2 separate regions of the Homo sapiens genome follow, and region 2 is linked to region 1. A link is a contact called in ENCODE Hi-C or POLR2A ChIA-PET data. All regions are on one chromosome and are shown on one strand. The core of a region is the stretch at or near the end of the contact, and the rest is flanking DNA. Distances in the headings are between cores, read along the strand shown.

Region 1 (2,700 bases), core at 147-2,646:
AGGTGGATCACAAGGTCAGGAGATCGAGACCATCCTGGCCAACATGGTGAAACCCTCCCTGTCTCTCTACTAAAAATACAAAAATTAGCTGGGTGTGGTGGCACATGCCTGTAGTCCCAGCTACTCAGGAGGCTGAGGCAGGAGAATCACTTGAACCTAGGAGGCAGGGGTTGCAGTGAGCCAGCACCACTGCACTCCAGCCTGGCAACAGAGCAAGACTCCATCTCAAAAAAAAAAAAAACAAACAAATCCATTTACTTCTTTTTCACTGTATGTTGAAATGAAACTACCAACACATCTACTTTGAAGTTAAAGGTATACTTTAAAAATATAATTTTAGGCAGACATAAGAAAGAACGAAATATGTCCTTTGCAGCAACACGAATGTACCTGGAGGCCATTATCCTAAGCAAATTAATGCTGAAACAGAAAACCAAATACTGCATGTTCTCACTTAGAAGTGGGAGCTAAACATTGGGTACACACAGACACAAGGACAGGAACAGTAAACACTGGGAATTCCAAAAGTACGGAGGGAGGGAGAGGAGCAAAGTTTGAAAAACTACTTCTTGGGTACTGTGTTCGGTACTTGAGTGACAGGATCATTAGAAGCCCAAACCTCAGCATCAGACAATACACATATATAACAAACCTGCACATGTACTCCTGAATCTAAAATAAAAATAAAATTAAAAAGGATTGGCTAGCACTGGGAAGAGCAGTCTTTTCCCGCCCAGCTAGAAAGTTGTGGTTTTTTTTTTTTGTTTTTTAGAGACTTCTCCATTTGCCCAATTTAAAGTGCAAAAGCTGCCTTGGCTTGTTGAAGCCTTGACCTCACAGGCTCAGGTGATTCTCCCACCTCAGCCTCCCAAGTATCTGGGACTATGGATGTGCACCACCATGACCAGCTATTTTTTTCTATTTCTAGTAAAGACAGGGTTTTGCCATGTTGTCCAGGCTGGTCTTGAGCTGCTGGACTCAAGCAATCTGCCTGCATTGGCCTCCCAAAGTGCTGGGATTATAGACATGAGCCATGAGCCTAGGCAGAAGGTTTTTTTTTTTTTAATATGTCAAAACATCACAATATACAGAAGAATTAAAAATATTTACAGTACAGGCCAGGCACAATGGCTGTCTGTTGTAATCCCAGTGCTTTGGGAGGTTGAGACAGGAGGCTCATTTGAGCCCAGAAATTTGAGGCTGTAGTGAGTAGTGATCACACCGCTGCACTCCAGCCTAGCAACAGATCAAAACTCTGTCTCTTAAAAAACAAATACAATAAGGAAATCTGAAAATTAAAAAATACAGTTTTAGTACAGGTTCAGTTTTTACTGAAGTTGTTCCAGCTCGGGCCAGCATGATGCAAAGAGGTACAACTGGTGCTTCAAACAGTACGTCCCTATTTGGACTGAAGACATTGTTTCCTATCCCGGCCAGCTTCTAGTGATAACTCCAGTCTGCACTATCAATCTTTTCCAGCCTCTACAGGCTGTTTCTTTCAGATAAGGAATTTCCCTTTATAAACCTGTCAGCTGACAATGACTATGCTTTGTTTTGTTTCTCATTTGTTTCTGTAAGCCCATCTGTTCCTGAACAGTCTCTGGTTATTGATTTGACCTTTATTTTATTGAGTGCTTGTAATAAATCCTGAAAGCCACTTATTGAAGGATTTTTAATATTTCTCCTCTCTGATGTACAGGATTCCAAAAGAGGATTTGGAATTGCAGTGTCCGGAGGCAGAGACAACCCCCACTTTGAAAATGGAGAAACGTCAATTGTCATTTCTGATGTGCTCCCGGGTGGGCCTGCTGATGGGCTGCTCCAGTGAGTGTCCTCCCTCGCTCCGCAGCCCCTACCAGCCCTACTGGTTGGCCCTAGACGGGGTATTTTGGTTGGTGTCCACTTTATTTAAAAAAAAGAAAAAAATAACAAACTTTTATATAATATTTGAAAAGTCTTCAAGCTGGAATGGAAGCCATAACACACCATGTTTGAATAATGCCCAAACCTTGGGAACACCCCAGCTTTGGAGCGAGGAGGGCAGTTGTTTCCGTAAGAAGATAGTTCCAAACATCCCTCCTAGGTTTAGGAATCATTTCTGAACATGGAGTTTTAAATTGGCATGCTTCTCAACCCCGATGCTTAACCAACACTGTTTATGTTTGTTTTAATTTATATTCTTTAAGAATTTAATGAGGAGACTTTGGTTTATTGATTATCTTATTTGTAAGAGTGATGTGGAAGTTGGGACAATTTACTATAGGAAAACCACAAGTTTTCCAACTGCCAGCTTTCTGACCTGAAGAAGTAACACCATTTTATTTTAATTTTTAATAAATTTTTTCTTTTCTTTTTTTTTTTTTTTTTCAGACAGAGTCTTGCTCTGTCACCCAGTCTGGATTGCAGTGGTGCGATCTCAGCTCACTGCAACCATCACCTTCCGAGTTCAAGCAATTCTCTTCTGCCTCAGCCACCTGAGTAGCTGGGATTACAGGTGCCTGCCACCACTCCCAGCTAATTTTTGTATTTTTAGTAGAGACGGGTTTTCGCCATGTTGGCTAGGCTGGTGTCAAACTCCTGACCTGAAGTGATCTGCCCACCTCGGCCTCCCAAAGTGCTGGGATTACAGGCATGAGCCACCATACCCAGCTGGTAACACCATTTTACATGATACATGCCTGATTCCCACAGGATAACTTC
Region 2 (2,700 bases), core at 90-2,589, 180 kb after region 1:
GATATAGCTCACTGCAGCCTTGAAATCCTGGGCTCAGGTGATCCTCCTGCCTCAGCCTCTCAGGTAGCTGGGACTACAGGCACACACCACCACGCCCAGCCAAGTTTTCTTATTTTTAGTAGAGATGAGGTCTTGCGATGTTGTCCAGGCTGGTCTAGAACTCCTGGGCTCAAGTAATCCTTCTGCCTCAGCCTCCCAAGTAGCTGGGACTACAGGCATGAACCACCATGCCCAGCTAATTAATTTTTTTTTTTTTTTTTTGTAGAGATGGAGTCTCACTATGTTACTCAGGCTGGTCTCAAACTCCTGGGTTGAAGTAATCCTCCTGACTCAGCCTCCCAAAGTGCTGGGATTACAAGTGTGAGCCACTGCGCCTATACTTGGTTGACATTTTATAAACCCATCACCTGGTCCCAATCCCAGACCAGTGGTTCTTACTTGGATTCTTGTTAAAAATACAGATTCCTGAGCCTGAGTCCAGGCTAACTGTCCCCATTGCTATGGGAATTCTGTAGCAATTTGCTGAGAATTCATGTTTCTGACAATACCCGTCCCTCCCTGACCCAGTAGTAATGTTCAGATGCCAGCAAGGATCACTGACTTAGACTTCAGAGAAATTAGAGAAAAGCAATGAGAAGAATGTTAAAGCAAGAAATTGCAACGGACAAACCAGTTAAGTGTGGTTTACGGGTCTACAGCGGACATGGTAGAACATTTGGAGGATTTACAAAGAACCTCTGGAATTCCAAGTGAGTTCCACTTTGGGAAAATGCCTTTTTTTTTTCTTTTTCAAAGCAATTACACATTAAGATAGGTGGATGGACCTAGGAGGTAGGTCAAAGGGCCACATCTGGTAAAGCTTACTTAACTTCTCCCCACCCCTCTCTTTTCCCAAAGATAATGGCCCCATTGCAGCCCAGCACATCCAGGGCCCACAAGCTGCCCTCGCGGAGACAGCCTGGCCTGCTGCACCTCCAGAGCTGCGGCGACCTTCACACCTTCACACCAGCGGGGAGGCCCCGAGCCGAGAGGAGGCCCCGGCGAGTGGAGGCTGAGCGGCCACACAGCCTCATTGGGGTCATCCGAGAGACTGTCCTGTGAACCCTGGAAGACAGAAGGCCACTCCAAGGGGAAGGATCCCTCTCCTCTCTGCCATTTCTTGGCTGGGAGCTGTGGTCCACCTCAAAAAAAAGGAGCACTCTGGAGGACACGTTTTCCCACCTGTTGGCTCCCGTGTCTGCTGACTGAGGGCATTCAGGAGTAAATGCACAGGTCGGTCCAGGCCCGTCTGGGTTTGGGATGCACTGAGTTGGAGGTTATGAAAGCTTTGATCCTCTTCTTCCTCTGCTGGGCCTCGCAGCATTCCCAAGGGTCACATGCCCTGGCATGGGCAGAAACTGGGCTAATGATTCTTTGCCCACTTCACCCCTCGTGTCTCTCTTTGTTGCTAAGTTCTTTCCCTCTTGGAAGGACAGATCTGCCGGGCTGCTATTTATAGTTGCCTTTGGCCTTTCACTGCTCTGCGATTTGGCAGGAAATAAGGCGATTAACCCTATGTGTCCACAAGCCTCAAGCCTTGTTTCAGGTCACCCTCAAATCACACTCTCTTTAGGCAAAACAGGAAACTTCTTAAGTGACAAATTTTAATGCCAGACATTTAAGGAGAGGATTATTGTTGATTCCATTTACTCATGCTTGCAAAACTAGAGACCCCTAAGGCAGAACTGAGAATAAACATGTTTACTTTGGGCCACTGGGCTTGATGTGTAATATTTGTTATTACATGTATCCTTCGGGCTGTATCGTTCATTCAGCAAGCACTTGGCTGGATGGCTTCATGGAGCTGCCTTCTCATGGGATCACGGACAATAAATCAATAAAGTAATTACAGATTGGGGATTATTGCTGAAAAAGAGCAATAGGTGGTTAGAGGGGCTTCTTCTTCGAGGAAATGGCACTTGAGCTGAGTCACGACTTAGTGGATCAGGGAAGAATGTTCCAGGTAGAGAGAGAGGGGCGAAGAACACCAGAGGCCACTGTGACCACAGCCCCGAGTCAGGGCAGCGGTGGGCAGTAGCTGCACAGGCTGCCTGTTGTGCTAGCAATGAGATACTGTTGAGGAGTTTTCAGCAGAAGAGTGATGGATGTCAGCATATTTTCAAAAGATCACCATGCTGCATGGAGAATAGTTTGGGCCAGACATGAGTGGAGGTGAGGAGTTGAGTAGAGAGGTTACATAGGAAATGGAGTACTGCTTCTTGCTGGGCACTGCCTGTGCACCAGCTACTATGCTAAGAGCTTTGCACACACTCCTATTTTGTGCTCATGACAGCATAGGCGGTGGAAGCTATTATTGTCCCTATTTGACAGATGTGGAAAATGAGGTTCAGTAATTTGCGCACGGTCCCTCCGCAGCTAAGGGGTGGAGCTGCCATTCACACCCAGGCAGTCCAACTCCAGAAACTGCTCTGTTCCTCGACCTCCCAAACATGAAATTGGTTTGCCATTTCATGCTTCTGTGGGAAAGGGCTGTTAAGACTTCTAGCTTGCCTCTCCAGACCACAGATTTCCTGGGTCCAAGCCAACGAACCATGCCAGAGTGGGAACTGTGGTGGGGACAAGGGATGGAGGAAAGGAGGGGAAAGACACTGGTGTGGAGGTGCTGAGCTGCGGTGGGAAGGGGGCTGTGGAAACAGCCCT

What was found. A loop is a pair of places that touch in the nucleus more often than their neighbours do. ChIA-PET counts read pairs that join two places held with the same protein, here RNA polymerase II (POLR2A). Pooled maps may share reads with other maps.
Region 2: a map of Right ventricle myocardium inferior shows a loop between it and region 1 (4-fold over the local background). The contact joins two enhancer-like sites. A Hi-C loop is called at or near these places in 11 of 168 maps with a recorded cell type or tissue (Right ventricle myocardium inferior, cardiac septum, esophagus muscularis mucosa and 4 more) and 7 of 50 pooled maps. POLR2A ChIA-PET finds 5 or more read pairs at or near these places in 1 of 52 experiments (WTC11).

What each region holds. Positions count from the first base shown.
Region 1 is chr9:69,214,640-69,217,339 of GRCh38, forward strand. It overlaps TJP2 (tight junction protein 2), which reads left to right. Exons shown (of 23, transcript NM_004817.4): 3 at 1,700-1,824. Among named protein-coding and RNA genes, the nearest start is that of TJP2, 42 kb to the left of the region's middle. Within about 2 kb of position 1,397, at least 3 of the 41 ENCODE cell types and tissues checked have a DNase peak (open chromatin) inside an H3K27ac peak, as active enhancers do.
Region 2 is chr9:69,390,704-69,393,403 of GRCh38, forward strand. ENTREP1 (endosomal transmembrane epsin interactor 1) reads left to right here. Exons shown (of 11, transcript NM_001347995.2): 11 at 898-1,753. The coding sequence ends at 1,101. Among named protein-coding and RNA genes, the nearest start is that of ENTREP1, 67 kb to the left of the region's middle. Within about 2 kb of position 1,340, at least 5 of the 41 ENCODE cell types and tissues checked have a DNase peak (open chromatin) inside an H3K27ac peak, as active enhancers do.